Linked DNA regions of Homo sapiens: region 2 is linked to region 1. Evidence: read pairs that join two places in POLR2A ChIA-PET (ENCODE). Cell type or tissue: A673. All regions are shown on one strand. Each heading gives the region's core, and the rest is flanking DNA. Links, peaks and the distances in the headings are about the cores only.

What was found. ChIA-PET counts read pairs that join two places held together with the same protein. Peaks named below come from ENCODE experiments on the same cell type or tissue, not always from the same donor. Only the 100,000 strongest peaks of a DNase experiment are listed, where the experiment ranks them.
Region 2: POLR2A ChIA-PET joins it to region 1 with 10 read pairs; 4 of 35 experiments call an interaction of 5 or more read pairs at or near these places.

What each region holds. Positions count from the first base shown.
Region 1 is chr1:21,862,810-21,873,168 of GRCh38, forward strand. HSPG2 (heparan sulfate proteoglycan 2) reads right to left here. Exons shown (of 97, transcript NM_005529.7): 31 at 10,188-10,282; 32 at 9,811-9,951; 33 at 9,377-9,568; 34 at 2,908-3,000; 35 at 2,476-2,556; 36 at 2,034-2,264; 37 at 1,291-1,404. Among named protein-coding and RNA genes, the nearest start is that of LDLRAD2, 56 kb to the left of the region's middle. RefSeq lists enhancers at 1,751-2,556, 2,557-3,362, 3,259-3,318, 3,349-3,418. In A673, for the core only: no CTCF peak of the experiment used is centred there; a DNase peak (open chromatin) is centred at 7,202.
Region 2 is chr1:21,806,384-21,815,775 of GRCh38, forward strand. It overlaps LDLRAD2 (low density lipoprotein receptor class A domain containing 2), which reads left to right and starts at 5,882. Exons shown (of 5, transcript NM_001013693.3): 1 at 5,882-6,153; 2 at 8,015-8,440. The coding sequence starts at 6,069. RefSeq lists silencers at 4,368-4,518, 8,247-8,366 and an enhancer at 5,673-5,967. In A673, for the core only: CTCF peaks have their summits at 8,288 (motif pointing right) and 8,498; no DNase peak of the experiment used is centred there; H3K27me3 peaks cover 1,004 bases.

The sequences.
Region 1 (10,359 bases), core at 1-8,000:
CACGCCTGTAATCTCAGGACGTGGGTGGATCACCTGAGATCAGGAGTTAGAGACCAGCCTGCCAACATGGTGAAATCCCATCTCTACTAAAAATACAAAAATTCGCCAGGCATGGTGGCAGGTGCCTGTAATCCCAGCTACTCCAGAGGCTGAGGCAGGAGAATGGCGTGAACCCAGGAGGCGGAGCTTGCAGTGAGCCGAGATTGTGCCATTGCACTCCAGCCTGGGTGACAAAAGCGAGACTCCATCTCAAAAAAAAAAAAAAAAAAAAAAAAAAAAGAGGCTGGGTGTGGTGGCTCACACCTGTAATCCCAGCACTTTGGGAGGCCAAGGCGGGTGGATCACAAGGTCAGGAGATCGAGACCATCCTGGCTGACACAGGTGAAACCCCGCCTCTACTAAAAACACAAAAAATTAGCCGGGTGTGGTAGCGGGCGCCTGTAGTCCCAGCTACTCGGGAGGCTGAGGCAGGAGAATGGCGTGAACCCAGGAGGTGGAGCTTGCAGTGAGCCCAGATGGCGCCACTGCACTCCAGCCTGGGTGACGGAGCGAGACTGTCTTGAAAAAAAAAAGAAAAAGAAAAGAAAAAGAAAATACGTGCATCCTCATAAAAACATGTGGGTTACAGATTCTCCTCCAAAGAGATTCACGTTTGTGGTATCAACAATAGGGTGTTCCTTGCTCCAAGTTTAGGTTATGGCTGTCAACCACCTGCCCCTTCACTGCGTACCCTGGGGGGCTATATACATGCTACTCTGAAAAGTCAAGGTATAAAAAATATATGTAATGAGGCCAGGCACAGTGGCTCATGTCTGTAGTCCCAGCTACTCGGGAGGCTGAGGCATGAGATTCACTTGAACCCAGGAGGCAGAACGAGACTGAGACCCTGTCTCAAAAAAAAAAAAAAAGTAAAAAGGCCAGGTGTGGTGGCTCACGCCTGTAATCCCAGCACTCTGGGAGGCCGAGGCGGGTGGGTTGCTTGAGCTCAGGAGTTTAAGACCTTCTGAGCAACAAAGTGAGACCCCATCTGTATTAGATAAAAAAAATTTTTTTAAGAAAAAGAAAAAAATAGTAAAGAACCAAAGTTTTCTTTACACAGAAGGATGTTATTCCATAGCTCTGGCCACCCCACCATCCCCGGTGACCTGGCCTGCTGACCCAGGTGCTTTGAACCACAGGCCATGCCCCATGATCCTGATCCCCTGGATTGATGCCTGCCTTGTCCAGCCCTGGTCCCCCACCCAGGCCCAGCTGAGCTGACCCCCTGTCCTGGCCTCGCTTGCAGCTCACCGAGCAGGCCCCAGTCTCTGGGTGGCACAGGTCTGAGTGGCCATTGCATTCACATAGCTCGCAGTGGCCGAGGTAGAGCCCACTCCCGGTGCGCGTGTAGCCGGGGGCACAGTCCTAGGGGCAGAGAGGAAGGTTGGCCTCTGTTCCCAACGTGCCCCACCCACAGCCAGCAGACCCAGAACCCCTCCCTCCAGTGTCCTCCCAGGGGTGACCCTGGAACATCACAGGCCGGCGCCCCTCCTTCCCCACTTCTGCTCAGTCTGTCCTCCCACCCACGGCCCTCTCCCAGTCCACACTGTTCACCTCTGGGAGGCATCTCTATGCTGTGCTTTGGGCCGGAGTAATCTGTGTTTCTGAATTGGCTCCCTGTCTCTGGTGGGCCCCCTCAAGGGCATGAACTGGGTTTTAACCCCCGGAGAGTGTGGCCCAAACGTGAGGCTGCACTGCCCAGTGGTTAGGACATGCTAGGCTTTGGAGTCAATCAGACCCAGGTTCAAATTAGTTTCTGCCACACATTAGCCGTGTGCCCTTGGGACACACTCACCCCTCAGCACCTCTATTTTTTTACCTGTTAAAGGGGATAATGATATGTAACTCAGGGCTGTCGGGAGGAATACATGCAGGGCCCAGATGCAGGGGTCATTATAGTTATGATGGTAATCAAGGCTGCGGCGACGCCGGCTGATTTGCTTGCTGATGCCTCTGTGCCTGTGCAGAGGTGGTGGAGCTGGCCACACACTCACCTGGCAGGACAGACCGATGTAGCCTGGCGGGCAGCGGCACTCCTCCACCTCGAGGGCGCGGGGTCTGTTTGAGGGCCCCGGCTGGGCGACCTCCAGGCTGACTGCGCTGATGCTGGCCGCCAGCGGCACGGAGGAGAACGTGGCCCGGATCAGGAGCTCATCCAGGTCGGCCAGTGCCATCAGGAGGTGCTCGCGTGTGGCCGGCTGCCCATCGGGCCGGCGCCAGAATTCCTGGGTTGGGGGTGGCAACGTGGGCGGGGGCAGTGGGCTTTGTGGGCTGCTCCTACAGTTACCACCCCCCAAATCCTGCCTTACAGGCACTGACTGAGGGCTGCCAGGTGAAGGTTGGGGAGCGAGAGACAGGGTGGGTATCAAAGCCAGGCTCTGAGTCAGGGTGGAGGGTGGGGTGGGGTTAGACACAGCATGGCCAGGTGCCCCTTACCTCTCGGAACATGATCTCGTAGCTCCTCCTCTCAGGGCCCTGCAGCGCTGGCTGGGAGGCCACTAGCATGATGTTGTTGCCCTGGAAAGACACCAGCAGGATTGGAAGGGGAGCCGAGGGGTCCCTGGGGTGCCAGGGTGTCCTCCACCAGTCCTAGATTCTCTGTAACCCCCAGCCTCCCACCTCTCTGCTCTCCCAAGCTCATGCGCCCAAAGGAGTCAGGCACATGCCCACTGCCCCCTTCTCCCAGCAGCAGGATCCTCTGCTTGGGTAGTGTCCAACCAGGCAGGGATGTGGGGGCATGGGCCTAACTCCCCCAGCCTGTGCCAGAAAACTGAGTGCTGGATGGAAAGGACAAAGGACAAATGCCGAGGGTGCCCCTGGCTTCCATCCTGCCCTTCTGCCCACCCAGCATGGTGTCCAAATGCTCACCGTGATCTGCACATCGGGGTCAGAGAGTGGGCTGCCCTGTGGGCCTGCTGTGTAGGAGAGGGTGTATCGCAACTTCCCACCGTAGGCCGCCACCTGCAAAGAGGCAAGCCCAGAGGTCACAGGCTGACCTTGGGGTGTGAGTGTTGGACCATATAGGTGAGGGATGGAGCATCTGGCGGCCTTTTTGCACCTGTGCCACACTCCCCCACCCCCCTCCCTGCCCAAACCAAGAGGCCAGGGTGCATGGTTGCCTGGGAAACAGGACATTTCTCAGTTCCTCTGTAGCCCCAGACATGGTGGTGATGATGCTGAGCAGCCTCTTTGCTCTGCAAGGTTCTCTATTCCCCATTGCCTGACGGTGCCGGCGAACAAACTCCAGGTCTGCTTTCATTTACAGGAATTTCCCATAAGGCAGACAAGTGTAATGACAATGACCACCATGGGGAGGCTGCGGAAGCTTCAAAAGTTCTCAGCCATGGGGGTGGGGCTGACGGCAGCCCCTCGGAGGCCTTGCCTCCTAGGCAGGTGGTTTTTGTTTGCCCAGTATCCAGTTCCTGCTTTCTAGAAACTAAACCGTGGTTTTCTATAAAGAACAACTGTCTCCGCACATGCAGACCATGTGGTCTGAGGGCCCTGATCCCCTCCTCCTCTATAGTGGAGACATGAGCCAGGCCTGGCCAATCTGCATAACCTACCACTGCCCTTTGCCACCCCATCAGGGATAGACAAGTAACCCGTGCACTTATGCTCTTTCTACCAGGCCAGAGAAAGTCCCTTCTGCAGTCAGATGAGAAGCTGGAGAACCAAGATAAAGCCCTAATGAGCCCCTGGATAAGGCCATGCCTGACACCATACATGCTTAGACTCTGCAGTTGCATGAGCCGATAGATTCTTTGTTGCAGACAAGCCCACTGGACTTGGGCACTGTGTTGCTCATGACTGGGGAGTCCTTACTTCTGCTGCAGAGGACCTTCACGTGGACAGCTGAGGCTCCCCAGCTCTGTCCCACAGGACTTTGCTTTCTCTCCTCTGCCACCAGGGCAGACATTCATCTCAATACCAAACTGCATCAAGCCTACCTCTTTGTTCATTTGTGTGTTCACTCAGCTAACCAGCATTTATCAAACACCTGCTGATTACACACACGGCCCTGGGCTACATGGCTACAGGGATATTCTCCATGAGCTCAAGGCATGGTAAGGAATTTTGGAGTGGAACCAAATAACCATAAAATAACTGGTTTCCTGCTTGCTTTGAATGCCAGAAAGTTCACAGCCATTTCTGGGACTGACTTTCTGGCAAGTTGCAGGTGTGTACAGCACAGTGATTTTTAAAAATTTTTTATTTTTTTTTTCACCTTTTTTTTTTAAATAGAGATGGGGTCGCCCTATGTTGCTCAGGCACTTTTTTTTTTTTTTAAATAGAGATGGGGTCTCCCTATGTTGCTCAGGCTGGTCTCAAACTCCTGGACTCAAGCGATTGTCCTGCCTCAGCCTCCCAAAATGCTGGGATTACAGGAATGAGCCACCATGCCCGGCCGATTTATTTTTTTAGAGACAGCATTTCGCTATGTTGCTTAAGCTGGTCTCAACTCCTGGCCTGAAGCGATTTTTCAGCCTCAGTCTCCCAAAGTGCTGGGATTATAGGTGTGAGCCATTGTACCCAGATCCAGCATAGTGATTAAAACGGCAGACTCCACAGTCTGAATGACCTGGGTTCAAACTCTAGCTCTACTGGCTATACAGCCTTGGACAAGTCGCTTCACCTCTCTGAGCCCTACTTTCCTCACATGGAAATGGAAGTAAAAGTAATACCCACTTTGAAGGGTATCATGAGGATTAAGTAATATAGGACACAAATGGTGATGTACTCCACACAGTTTGAGAATGCATATCACGCTTGATAACCCTGCAGTACTCCAGCTCCACCCTCGGCTCCAGCAGATTGCTTCTTATCCTCACCCCTCAACCTCCCTGTCTCACTTCTCTGAATGTACCTTGTGACTGCCTATTCTTTTTTTTGTTTGTTTTTTGAGATGGAGTTTCACTCTTGTTGCCCAGCTGGAGTACAGTGCTGCAATCTCAGCTCACTGTAATCTCTGCCTCCCGGGTTCAAGTGATTCTCCCCCTTCAGCCTCCCAAGCAGTAGGATTACAGGTGCCTGCCAACACACCCGGCTAGTTTTTGTATTTTTAGTAGAGACAGGGTTTCCCCATGTTGGCCAGGCTGGTCTCAAACTCCTGTCCTCAGGTGTTCTGCCTGCCCCAGTCTCCCAAAGTGCTGCGATTATAGGCATGAGCCACCGCACCCAGCCAGGAAGCTGAATTTTTTTTTTTTCTTTGAGATGGAGTCTTGCTCTGTTGCCCAGGCTGGAGTGAAGTGGCATGATCTAGGCTCACTGCAACCTCCGCCTCCCAGGTTCAAGCAATTCTACAGCCTCAGTCTCCTAAGTAGCTGAGATTACAGGCACCCGCCACCACGCCCAGCTAATTTTTGTTATTTTAGTAGAGACAGGGTTTCACCATGTTGGCCAGGCTGGTCTCGAACTCCTGACCTCAGGTGTTCGCCTGCCCCAGTCTCCCAAAGTGTTGGGATTACAGGTGTGAGCCACCACGCCCAGCCTGCTATGTGTATTCTTAAGAGGTACTTGAAATTGTTGGAACAAAATAGAGGCAATATGAATACTCATCTAAGGCCAATGCCAGCACTCATGATGATAATAATAATGATACTGATGGTGACAGGAATGATAATGGGATGGACAGGGAGCTCTGGGAGGCCAGGGCCCACTCGGCCTGTACACGACGCAGCACACAGTAAATAATTAATGCTTCTTGAATGACTGAGTGAAGTACCAAAAACTAGGCCAGCATCTAGACACAAGGTCAAGGAAGCCCAGAGAAAAGGCACTAGAGAAACCCTCCCAGGCGAGACAGCTCCTCTGACAGGGGTCAGGGGCCAGGGGTCAGGGGTCAGGGCCCGCTGAAGGACAGGGGCAGAGCTGAGTTCAGTCTCAGCTGTGCTCTGACCTGAACATGAGACCCCAGGCAAGTCTCTACCCACCGTGAGCCTCGGTCTCCCCATTTGTGTCATAAAGGGCCTTGACAAAGGGCCCTCTGATATTTTGGGATTCTATGACACCCCTATAATCCCCCCAAATCCTTGTTACCTTGTCCCCCAGGAAGGCCCGGGGCAGCTGCCAGTAATAGAGGCTTCCAGGAAGCAGAGAGAAGCCTTCGTAGGAGAGAGAGAACTAGGAGGGAAGGGCAGGTGGTAAGAGCCGAGGGGAGCAGGGGTGGGGGTGGGAGGGCGGAGGTGGTTCCGGCAGGGGTGGACCGTCATGGGAGGGAGGCCTGGTGGCAGGGCAGAGAGACAGAGCCCCCCACTCCCACCCGACAGTGCGGGTCCTGGCCTTGCTCTTTGGACGACTTTCTTCCCAATCCCGGCCCAGGTCCCCAGCTGCTCTCTCTGGGCGTGGCCTGGGTCGGCTTCTCCTCCCATCTGGTGGGTCTCTTTTGTGGACCAACGTTTACACAGCACATCAGTAAACAATTTCAATGGGATGGCTCCTTTCATATGTATTTGAAAGAGAGTAACCAGCCTGAGTTGGTACATGATTGATTTAAGAGAAAATTGGAAAGAAATAATAGTCCAAGTAGTTCACAGAAATTGGTGAAGTTGGTTCAGAAATGACTGAAGTCTAGAAAGCATGGTGGGTGGGGATCCCTTGATGGGCACCTTGGCACATACCTGAGAGCCTGGTGAGAAAGACAGAGAAGCTGAGGAAGAGGAGGAGGAGGAGGAAGAAGAAGGAGGAGGTGCTGCTCGCAGAGCAGCTGCAGGCTGGGGATGAGGAGAGAGCCCCTGGGGAGGGGGTTGGGGTTGGGCAGCAAAGCTGGACAGGAGCTGCCAGATCTCAGCATCCATCCGTCTCTGAGCCTCGTCCACCTGGGGGACCAGGAGCCGAAGAGCGGCAGAAGGGAGCAGAGAGGGACAGAAAGGACGTCCGTGAGGCTTCACCTCCCCACGGGCCCAGCCAGCCACCCGCTCTGCACTGTCTGCTCACAAGTGCTGATACCTGGCACTCTGGCCCTTGTACCCACTGCCCTCTTGTTCCTCCTGAGCTAGGCGGGGATATCCCGGGATGGGTTTGGCTGCCTATGGGCCGTGACTGATGGGAGAAGCCCTACAAAGGGTGCCCAGCAAGGGAGGGGCAGAAGTGCTGGAGGCAGCCCCAGGGGCATCTGGACGGGGTTGTTGCTCCTCGGCCTGACTCTCTTTGTGTGCCCTGGCAACAGCCCAAGCCATTCATGGTTCTGGAATGTTTCCCAGGGGAGACACCAGAGCAGACCAGGCATCAGGCTGGGGCCTGGCCTGGCATAGGGGAAATGGCCCAGGAAAGCTGGAGTCTTCGCTCAGGTGCCTGCCTGGACTCAGCTCTCTGGTCTCCTCGCTGTGGCCCTAGGTACAACCTGTCCTAGCCAGGTCCTCAGTTACCTGTGATGCCCGCTGTGCCCAGTCCCTGCCCTCTGGGGGCTCTGGGATCCTCCCAGCTGTCACGGCTGCCCGCAACTGCTCCTCTGAGAGGGATGTGCGGTTCTGATGAAATGGAGGGAGCAGGCGAGCTAAGACCTCCCAAAGTCCTGGAGCTAGAGCCATGGGCAGGGTCCTCTACCCACGGACATGGTAGTCAGAAAGGCCCACACTAATTAGGAAGAAAGATGCATGCCCCCCCTCTCCAGGCTGGCACCCAAGGGTTAACTCCAGGCCGCCCACATGCACACAGAGGGTTCATGGTGGTTGCTTGAGAGGCAAGGCCAGGGGAACCCGGGGGGCTAGATACAGTCATGTGGATTAGCATCGGGTTAGTCTCCTTGCTACCTCAGTTGCCATTCTGACTTCAGACAGTTGGCACCAGGACCAGACCACACAGCAGGTGAGGCAAGGTGAGGCACATACCCTCCTGGCTCCAACCCTGGGGTCATGGGACACCGCCTGGATTCATGCAGACCCCCAATGCCTTGGGCACTGCGCATCTCCCCACGCAGGGCTGGGAGCACCCGAGAAGGCACCACGCCCCACCACACCAACTTCACACCACGCACGTCCTGGGCCTACCTGGTGAGCCCGGCGCATCCGCGCAAAGTACGCCTCCCCCTGTGGGGCGCAGGGAAATGCCAGGACAGGAGACAGAGATAGGTCTGAGAATTGCAGGACAGGGCAGCAGGGAGGCCAGGAGATAGCGAACCCCAGAAGGGAGAGGGGAGAAGGGACCAGAAGGCAGCCAGCCCCGGGAGAAGCCTGGAGTACCTGGCTGTGTCCAACGAACAGGGATAGGGCAACCCCAACCCCAGAGCGTGGGTGCCACCGGATGCCCGTGCTGCTCAAGAACACATTTGGGCAGGTTGTCCCAGAGCCCACCCCTGAGCCCCTGCCCCCCACAACACCATCACACCATCGCCACCACCATCATCACCACCTTTCCACCAGACCCTGTTCTGGAGTAGCAAAGACAGGTTCACCTCTGACTGGCAGAGTATTTGTTTTTTTTTTTTTTTTTTTGAGACAGGGTCTTACTCTGTCACCCAGGCTGGAGTGCAATGGTGCAATTATGGCTCACTGCAACCTCCCCATCCTGGGTACCAGCGATCCTCCCACCTCAGCCTCCCTAAATAGCTGGGACTACAGGCATGCACCAACACGCCCAGCTAATTTTTTGTACTTTTTGTAGAGACGGGGTTTCGTCACATTGCCCAGGCTGGTCTCAAACTCCTGAGCTCAAGTGGTCCTCCCGCCTCAGCCTTCCAAAGTGCTGGAATTACAGGTGTGGGCTCTGGCCTTTGGCAGAGCATTTGAAGGGCAGCCTCTGACCTGGGTTTGGATCCCGGCATTCCCACCTCCCAGCTGCGGGGCTTTGGGTAAGTTACCAAGCCCCTCTTGCCTTATTTATGAAATGGGGCAGTAGCAGGACCTGTCTCACACAGTTGTGATTTGTGATTTGTAAAGGATGCTGCCTAGCACATAGTGAGAGCTCAACACACATGACCTATCATGAGAATTACTGTGTCCAACACAAGCACAGAGCCAGCAGTGTGGATGAGTGAAGTCGGAGCGGGCACGTGAATGACACTGAAACTGTGTCTCACTTGTCTTTATATTTCCCGGCCTCTCCCAGATCTGTTTGTAGAATAACTGCATGAAAGCTAAAAGTCATGAACAGCTGAGCACTTATTATGTGCCAGGCACGATCTCCAATCCCCTCAGCCACCATGAAGTTGAGGTTTATCAAATGGTGTCTGGCTGGCAAGCGGCAGAGCTGGGGTTCAGACCAATGTCTATGGGACTGCAAAAGCCACGTGCCTAACCACGATATGGCCATGCAGGTGGCAGGTGCCTGCCTGCTGAGAGACGGCGCAGAGGTGAACTCATGTCTGAGTCACGGCTGACCCTGGTGCTTGGCTGGGGCCCACCTTGTCTCCCTGGTATGTCTCCGGCAGCTGCCAGTAGAAGGACTCATGGCCGAGTTGGGCAAAGTTGCCAAAAGAGAGCTGGGCACCCTCGGGCACGGGTTCCACAGTGAATTCTCCTGTCAGGCGGCTGTTTCGCTGTGGGTTCACCAGGGCAAAGCCTTGGAAGTCCCCAGGGGCAAAGTGGGTGGAGATCTGGCAGGGGAAAAAGGAGGGGGCGTCAGCCTGAGCACCGGGGTGCCTTGGTGGGGGATGGGGCACGGGAGGGTGTTAAGGTGCGGAATGGGGTCCTGTTGAGATCAGGACTGCGAGAGAAATAATGGGGGCATGTGAGGGTACTGAGGCGGGGATGAGGGTCGCTGGGCTCAGTGCTCAGATGGACAGTAACAGGCAGCAGGTGGCAACACCGCCTGGGGCTGGGCAGCACAGGCTCTCACCAGGTGGCGTGTGTAGGCAGAGCTGGCGCACTGCTGGGTGATGCCCATACAGAAGCAGGGCAGGCAGCCGTCTGGGTTGCTGGCACTCAGGTGGAAGTGGTGGGGCCGGCAGTGGCTGCAAGTGAGGCCTTCCACCTGGGCCTGGGTAGACGGATGGAAGGAGGCAGGCAGGGGACTCAGTGGGTCTCCTGCACCCCCAGCAGCCTGAGGCCAGCCTCCCTGGCCACTTCCAGCAGCCCCGGGCAGCCCCTGCCCTGTCCCCCATGCCCTGCCCCCCATGCCCAGGTCTCGGCTTCCACCAGATGCTGCCTGATTTCCCCGCAGGGTCTGGGCAGCGGGGCAGAGCAGGCCCCGCAGGGACAGGGATTCGGACTGACCTTGCACTGGCACTGACCAGCAGCATCACACTGGCTGCTGACGCTGCCTTGGGGGTCACAGTTGCAGCCTATGGGCCCTGGCACCTGGCTGTCTCCTGAGGTGGAAGAAAGCCATGGCTGGAGCCCCAAACCCGCCACCCAGCACCCCTCTTCCCTCCACTCTGCTCACCAC
Region 2 (9,392 bases), core at 1,393-9,392, 55 kb before region 1:
GGTGTGAGCCTCAGCACCTGGCCTTTTTTGCTTACTTTTTTTTTTTGGCTGCACACTTTTTGATTCTTTATGTGACAGCAACTGTATGGTATTTTCTCTATTTTTTTTTTTGCTAGATGGAGTCTTGCTCTGTTGCCCAGGGTGGAGTGCAGTGGAACGATCATAGCTCACTGCAGCCTTGAGCTCCTGGGCTCAAGCAACCTTCCTGCTGCAGCCTCCCAAGGAGCTGGGACTACAGATGCATACCACCACGCTTGGTTAATTTTTATGTTTTTTGTAGAGATGGGGTTTGGTCACTCTGTTGCCCAGGTTGGTCCCGAACTCCCAGCCTCAAGCGATCCTCCCACTTCCACCTCCCAAAGTGCTGGGATTACAAGCATGAACCACTGTGCCTGGGCAGTAGGATTGTTTTTGTTTTTGTTTTTGAGAGCGAGTCTTGCCCTGTTGCTCAGGCTGGAGTGCAATGGCGTGATCTCGGCTCACTGCAGCTTCCGTCTCCTGGGTTCAAACGATTCTCCTGCCTCAGCTTCCCGAGTTGCTGGGATTACAGGCACCTGCCACCACACCCAGATATTTTTTTTGTATTTTTAGTAGAGACAGGGTTTCATCGTGTTGGCCAGGCTGGTTTCAAACTCCTGACCTCGTGATCCGCTCGCCTTGGCCTCCCAAAGTGCTGGGATTATAGGTGTTAGCCACCGCGCCTGGCCAGGATATTTTTATAGCAGGACTGGAAAGATAATTCAGTCTTTCCTCTGCCATGATTGATCAAAATTAGTTTTTTTGTGTGTTTTTGTTTTTGTTTTTTTTTGTTTTTTGAGACGGAGTCTCGCTCTGTCGCCCAGGCTGGAGTGCAGTGGCGCGATCTTGGCTCACTGCAAGTTCTGCCTCCCAGGCTCACGCCATTCTCCTGCCTCAGCCTTCTGAGTAGCTGGGACTACAGGCGCCCGCCACCACACCTGGAGAATTTTTTTTATTTTTAGTGGAGACAGGGTTTCACCGTGTTAGCCAGGATGATCTCGATCTCCTGACCTCGTGATCCGCCCGCCTCGGCCTCTCATAGTACTGGGATTACAGGCGTGAGCCACTGTGCCCAGCCCAAAATTAGTTTTTTATTAGTGATAGTTTAGGAATTTTTTTCCTTCAGTTTTGTAATTCATTGTTGGTAAGATTATTTAACTCAATGATTGTTGTTAAATTTGGAGCAACTGCTATAAAATATCTTACTCATGTGAGCTGTGTATTTGGAAGGATTTTCCACACACTATTTCTGACTTCGTGCATTTCAAATTTTATTTCTTTTACAATGCCCTTGTACTCCTGGGGCTGGGCATCATATATTCTCTGAGTCAGCACCTTCAGATCACAACACTCAGGGAGACAGAACAATGGCATTAGGAATATTCCTGAATGCCATCTGGGGCACCTAGGAGTAATATAACTATACCCGCAAGGGGCCAGAATCCCATAAATATACTCACCCCCAGCCCTAAACCCAAATCAGCCTCTCCCTAGCCAGATTTCAAAACACCTGTGGCCACCTGATATGAAGCGAGGTGTGATGAAGGAGAGGTTGGGAGTGGAAAGAGAAAAAAGTCTGAACTAACTGTGGTTAAAATATCTTATGTTTGCAAAATTTTTATTTTAATTTATTTATTTTTACTTTTTTGAGACAGTCTCACTCTGTCGCCCAGGCTGGAGTGCAATGGCACAACCTCAGCTCACTGCAACCTCCGCCTCCTGGATTCAAGCAATTCTCCTGCCTCAGCTTCCCAGGTAGCTGGGAATCCAGGCACATACCACCACACCTGCTAATTTTTGTATTTTTAGTAGAGATGGGGTTTTACCATGTTGGCCAGGCTGGCCTCAAACTCCTGACCTCAGGTGGTCTGCCTGTCTTGGCCTCCCAAAGTGCTGGGTTTACAGGGTGTTACAGGGGTTACAGGGGTGAGCCACTGCACATGGCCTATTTTTATTTTTTTAATTTTTTATTTAATTAATTAATTGTTTTTGAGACAGAGTCTCGCTATATCACCCAGGTGGGAGTGCAATGGCTCAGTCTCAGTTTACTGCAACCTCCGCCTCCCGGGTTCAAGCAATTCTGCTGCCTCAGCCTCCCGAGTATCTGGGATTACAGGCGCCCACCACCACGCCCGGCTAATTTTTGTATTTTTAGTAGAGATGAGGTTTCACCATATTGGTCAGGCTGGTCTTGAACTCCTGACCTCAGGCAATCCACCTGCCTCGGCTTCCCAAAGTTCTGGGATTACAGGCGTGAGCCACCGCGCCTGGCCACGCCCAGCTAATTTTTGTATTTTTAGTAGAGATAGGTTTTCACCAGTTTGGCCAGGCTGGTTTTGAATTCCTGATCTCAGGTGATCCACTCACCTTGGCCTCCCAAAGTCCTGGGATTACAGGCGTAAGCCACCACTCCCAACCCTATTTGTATTTTTTAAAAATTTTATTTGGCTTGAGGCACAGTATCAAGAGGTCCTGAGAACATGTACCCCTCATGTTTGCAAAATTTTAAAAAATTATGGCAAGAAAATACATAACAGAGCTTACTATCTTAACCATTTTTTTCTGAGATGGATCGGCTCTGTTGCCTAGGCTGGAGTGCAGTGTCATGATCATAGCTCACTGTAACCTCAAGCTTCTGGGCTCAAGTGATCCTTCTGCCTTAGCCTCCTGAGTAGCTGTAGTATAGCTAAGAGTGTAGGCACCACCTAATTTTTTAATTTTAACTTTAATTTTTTGTAGAGACAGGGTTTCGCTATGTTGCCAGGTTGGTCTTTTTTGTTTTTGTTTTTGAGGCGGAGTCTCACTCTGTCGCCCAGGCTGGAGTGCAGTGGCTCGATCTCGGCTCACTGCAACTTCTGCCTCCTGGGTTCAAGAGATTCTCCTGCCTCAGCCTGCCGAGTAGCTGGGATTACAGGTGTGTGCCACCACGCCTGGCTAATTTTTTGTATTTTTTTGTAGAGATTGGGCTTCACCATGTTGGCCAGGCTGCTGTCGAACTCCTGACCTCAGGCAAAGTGCTGGGATTACAGGCCCAGGTTGGTCTTGAACTCCTGGTTTCAAGCGATCCTCTCACCTCAGGCTCCCAAAGTGTTGAGATTAAAGGTGTGAGCCTTGCACCTGGCCAGTCTTAGCCATTCTAAGTGTACAGTTCAGTAGTGTTAAGTATTTTCACAGTACTGTGCAACAGATCTCTAAAACATTTTCATCTTGCAAAACTGAAAGTTTATAACCATTCTTACTTTTGCAAATTTTATGAAGACATATAATCCCGGCCGGGCGCGGTGGCTCACTCCGGTAATCCCAGCACTCTGGGACGCCGAGGTGGGCGGATCACCTGAGGTCAGGAGTTCGAGACCAGCCTGACCAACATGGTGAAACCCCCATCTCTACTAAAAATAAAAAATTAGCTGGGTGTGGTGGCACACACCTGTAGTTCCAGCTACTCGGGAAGCTGAGGCAGGAGAATCTCTTGAACCCGGGAAGCAGAGGTTGCAGTGAGCTGATATCATGCCACTGCACTCCAGCCTGGGAGGTTGCAGTTAGCTGAGATCATGCCACTGCACTCCAGCCTGGGCAACAGAGTGAGACTCCATCTCAAAAAAAAAAAAAAACAAACAAAAGGTCGGGCGCGGTGGCTCACGCCTGTAATCCTAGCACTTTGGGAGGCTGAGGTGGGTGGATCACAAGGTCAGGAGATCAAGACCAGTCTGGCTAACACGGTGAAACCCCATCTGTACTAAAAATACAAAAAATTAGCCGGGCGTGATGGCGGGTGCCTGTAATCCCAGCTACTTGGGAGGCTGAGGCAGGAGAATGGCGTGAACCCGGGAGGCGGAGCTTGCAACAAACCAAGATTGCGCCACTGCACTGCAGCCTGGGCGACAGAGCAAGACTCAGTCTCAAAACAAAAACAAAAACAAAAACAAAACAAAACAAAAACCATATAATCCCATGCAGGTGATGAGTTCTGAAGTTTAAGCTTCAGTGGGCTTCATGATAAATTCATTCTTGCTGAGGGAAGATTTGAGTCTTTTTGGAGTTCCCCAAGGTACAGATTTGGACATCATACACTGTAGGAAATCAAGGTTGCATCAAATGACCGCTCCAGGAGGGAGAGCTGTTAGGGAATAATAGGTCCAGAGGTGTTTGTTTTGGGTTTTTTTTTTTTTTTATTTTATCGCCCAGGTTGGAGTGCAGTGGTGCAATCTCGGCTCACTGCAATCTCCGCCTCCCGGGTTCAAGCGATTATTGTGCCTCAGCCTCTGTGCCACAACGCCCGGCTAATATTTGTATTTATAGTAGAGATGGGGTTTCACCATGCTGGCCAGGCTGCTCTCGAATTCCCAACCTCAGGTGATCGCCTGCCTTGGCCTCCCAACGTGATGGGATTACAGGTGTGAGCCACTGTGCCCGGCCAGGTCCAGAGGTCTTAACCTTCTCATGGATTCCTGGGATTTTGAGGTGGTGTCTCAGGCACTGCCAATTTGGGCTGCTTAGCTCCTCCCCTCCCCCACACTTGAAACATCTGCTTAAATAATAACGATGACATTAATGATCATCATTCAAGCTGAAATACATTGGTTACTTTACTACATGATAGACACTATTCCAAGTACCCCACTTGTATTAAGTTACTTAATTCTTTTTTTTTTTTTTTTTTTGAGATGAAGTCTCACTCTGTTGCTCAAGCTGGAGTGCAGTGGCACAATCTCAGCTCACTGCAACCTCCACCTCCCGGATTCAAGCGATTCTCCTGCCTCAGCCTCCTGAGTAGCTGGGACTACAGGAATGCACCACCATGCCCGGCTAATTTTTTTTGTATTTTTAGTAGAGATGGGGTTTCACTATGTTGGCCAGGCTGGCCTTGAACTCCTGACCTTGTGATCCACCCACCTCTGCCTCCCAAAGTGCTGGGATTACAGGCATGAGCCACCAAGCCAGGCCAAGTTACTTAATTCTTACAATGCAACTATGTGGTTGGAATTAATCATTATCCCATTTTCCAGAGAAGGATGCCAGGGCTTGAAAAGCTTCAGTTTTATAGATAAAGGTTCCTTGTAACATACCTTTTGAAAAAAAATTGTTCTACTAATAACACGTTTTGAAAAAGTCTGAATTAGTCCAGGGTATTTATTTTACACATGGGAAAGTAAAATCCAGAAAAAGGGGTCATTTGTTCAATGCCACACACTTATTCTTTCATTATTTCCTGGGCGCCTGCCTTGTGCCAGTGACTGTGCTATGACATAAGGGTTCAGAGGTAAACAAGATACTCATGGAATATAATTTTAGTGGAGGCCAGTGGACAATATATACAAGAAGAAATGAATAGGCAAAATAATTCCAGACAGTGCTGGGATGATACATTTGAGATGTGATTGAGTGACAAAGAGAGAGAGTGTTAATTTAGTTGGAGAGGTGGTCAGGAGAGTGTGGTCTGTGGAGGTAACATGTGAGCCACAACCTGATGACCTGAAGAAGTCAGCCGTGCACTGCTATGGGGGGACAACACTCCAGACAGAGGGATCTATGAGTGCAAAGGCCCTGAGGCAGGAATGGCTTGTTAGTAATACAGCAGACTCCTGGTCCAGTGCTCCTTCTCTGCCTGCTGCTCTCTAGGCCCTCAGAGAGGCTCCTTTGGTGTCCTGGACCTCCCTCAAGCTCAGTCCCTAAGGGGCCAGCTGATCTAGGAAGGTAGCAGATCTGGCTTCCTGTGGGTCCTCCTCCCAGAAGCCCTATGGCTGAACCGGATCTGAGTTTCCTGGTTCCTGTCTGGCAGAAGGGGAGCAGATCTCCTCCCTGCCTCCTCTCCCCAGGCTCTAGCCCTTGCTCCAAATCTCCATGGCAACCCCTGGACACAGTTCTGAACCAAATGAAGAGGATCTGGAAGGCAAAGCACTAAGATCATAGTGAAGACTTGCCTCCCCCTTCTCCTTGTGTCCCACCAGCCTCCCTGCTGGCCTGACCAGGCCCCATACTCCAGTCTCCCCAGAGACCCCAAGCTGAAGATTCTGTGGGTCTGCCCCATTGCTGGGCACAGCAGAGCCTGGATGGAGGCTTGTTGTCTTCTGCAGTTGCCCCAAAGGTTGCTCTTGCTGGGGGCAGCCGCCCTGACTGCAACTGCTTTGGAGACAGGTAAGTATCAGGGGGCTTGGTTGGGGCACCCAGAAGACTTGGGCCCCCACCATCCTTAGAGACTATGTTTCCCCAGTCAGCACTCATCCTGCTGGGCTGAGACCTTTTGAGCTGGGGGAGGCTGGGAAACTGTGTCTGGTCTTGCTTGGCATCCCCAAATCCAACCCAAAGCCTTCTGGAAGGCTTGGATCTGCCAGTCACCTAGAAGCAGGAGTCTGGGAGTGGGCAGGACAGCCCTCAGGGCCTGCTTTGCAAAACTCTGTAGGCTTCGGATTCAGAGAAGCTGCATTTACACACTCTGCCACTTCTTATGTTTGTACCTTTGAGATCATTGTTTCAACTCTCTGAATTTCTTTGGCAGTAAAATGAAAATAATAGGCCCTTGCCCCTTAAGGGACTATGATTATTGGCATATAAGATGAGATAAGTCATGCAAGGCACTTCATAATACCTGGCACATAAAAGGTGCCAAATTCCCGGCTGGGCGCAGTGGCTCACGCCTGTAATCCCAGCACTCTGTGATGCCGAGGCGGGCGGATCATGAGGTCACGAGATCAAGACCATCCTGGCCAACATGGTGAAACCACATCTCTACTAAAAATACAAAAATTAGCTGGGCATGGTGGCATGTGCCTGTAATCCCAGCTACTTGGGAGGCTGAGGCAGGAGAATCGCTTGAACCAGGGAGTCGGAGGCTGCAGTGAGCCGAGATTGCGCCACTGCACTCCAGCCTGGCAACAGAGAGAGACTCCGTCTCAAAGAAATAAAAAAAAAAAAGGGTGCCCAATTCCCTTACTCTCTAAACTCCATGCCTGCCCTGTGTACCTTCAGGGTAGGCTCTGGCTTTAGCAGAGAAATACCAAATATTGGAAAGTGCTCCCACATCCTGAGCTCTGATGAAGGATTTTTTCCTCAAAGACCCACATCCTGGCTGGTCCTCAAGTACCCACTGGTCCCTATCTTGCACCAGAAAACCCACCTCCTCTTTCCTCTCTGTGCTTACAGAAATCAGGGCTACTTTGAGTACTTGCACATCTTCTCATTTAATCCTCACAACAACCCTGTACCAGTGAGGATGTTTTGGGCTGTAAGTAACAGATAACAAACTAAATGGGGCTTAAATGGTAGGATATTTGCTATTTCAGTTAAGAGTGGTCATAGGTGATTCCAGAGATGGTTAACTCAACGGCTCAACAATGTCACTGTTCCTCTGAAATGCTCTGACCTCATCTTTGCAAAATGGCTGCTGCAGCTCTGGACATCCCATCCTCATCCTCAGTCAGCAGCTTTCAAAAGCAGGAAGAAAAGGGGCTCCTTATCACACAGCTCTCCCCCTCCCCTTTTTTTTTTTTGGTGACGGAGTCTCGCTGTGTTACCCAGGCTGGAGTGCAGTGGCTTGATCTCAGCTCACTGCAACCTCCGCCTCCAGAGTTCACGCGATTCTCATCCTCAGCCTCTCGATTAGTTGGGATTACAGGTGCGCACCACCATGCCCGGCTAATTTTTTGTATTTTAGTAGAGATGGGGTTTCACCATGTTGGCCAGGCTGGTCTCGAACTCCTGACCTCAGGTGATCCACCTGCCTTGGCCTCCAAAGTGCTGGGATTACAGGCGTGAGCCACTGCGCTCGGCCCCGCATCTTAGGGTTTCGAATAAGGGATTGTAGATTTGAATTAAATTAAATTAAATCATTTAATCCTTACAATCATTCTGAGATTGATTAATCATCCCCATTTTACCGATGAGGAAAATGAGGCTCAGAGAGGGCGAGTAACTCGCTTGGGATCACACAGCGGGCAGGGGACAGAGTAGAGTTCGGGGTCGCGCCGCGCGGCTCCAGTTTCCGTGCCTTCCGCTGCAGCCGACCTGGCGGAACTGTGCGGGCAGACGTGGCAGGGGGACGGGCTGCTGCTGCGCTCGCACGCCGCATCGCGCAGGTTCTACTTCGTGGCTCCGGACACCGACTGCGGGCTCTGGGTGCAGGCGGCAGCCCCCGGCGACCGGATCCGCTTCCAGTTCCGCTTCTTCCTGGTCTACAGCCTGACCCCCGCGCCCCCGGCGCTCAACACCTCCTCCCCGGCCCCGGCCGACCCGTGCGCCCCCGGCTCCTACCTGCAGTTCTACGAGGGCCCGCCGGGGGCGCCCCGGCCCCTGGGGTCCCCACTGTGCGGCCTGAACATCCCGGTGCCTGTGGCATCCTCCGGACCCTTTCTAGGCCTGCGCCTGGTCACGAGAGGCCGCCAGCCCCGCGTGGACTTCGTGGGCGAAGTCACCTCTTTCCGTCTGGGTGAGCTGGGGCTGAAGGCCGGGACGGGACCCTCTGCAGAGGCCATGCGGGACTGGGGCCACAGTGGGGGCCCCGGTGAGGGCCGCTGCCGACAGGGGAATGGCAGGGGTGCCCGAAGCACAAGATGGCAGGGACTGGGTCCAACGGGAGGGAAGAAGGTGGTGGCTAGTGGCAGAGTCACAATAAGGGACCTCCCGGATCCTAAGAGCCAACCATATAAATCTGGCTACCATGGATGTGTGCGTCAGACTGTCCTACCAGCCCCAGTGCGCACACACATCCACACACATCCACACACAACTTCCTCCCCACACACATTCACACACAACTCCCACACGTTCACACCTCACACTCTGACATCCACACCCATGTCACATACGCACAACCCACGCACCTCATCGCCCCCACACACTCCACACTCATGCCTCTCACTGCAGCACACGCCTCACACTGCACACTCACCATCACACACCTCATATGCACACAGTACCGCCTTGCACACTTACACACAGCTCACATGCTCTCATGCCACATGCTGGCTGCTCTGCGCTGGGTCAGCCCTTCAGATGTTTGCAGAAGGGTGTGCTTAGGACTCGCCAGGCCTGTAGGCAGCAGAAACCAACTCAAGCCAGGAAAGGGCCCTCTTGGAACTGAAATTAATAATACTCGCCCAACTGGGCGCCGTGGCTTTCGCCTGTAATCCCAGCACTTTGGGAGGCCAAGTCATGAGGATCACTTGAGCTCAGGAATTCAAGACCAGCCTGGGTGACAGAGAGAGACCTGCCTAAAACAACAACAAAAAATAATTTAAAAAATATAATAATTAAAAAATAATAAAATTAATAACAGTACTTGCCCCATAGGGGTATTGTGAGGCCTCAATGGGCCAGGATGTGTAGTATTTACGGCTGTGCATGGCACAGAAGAGGAAGTCAGTACATGTTAGCTGCCA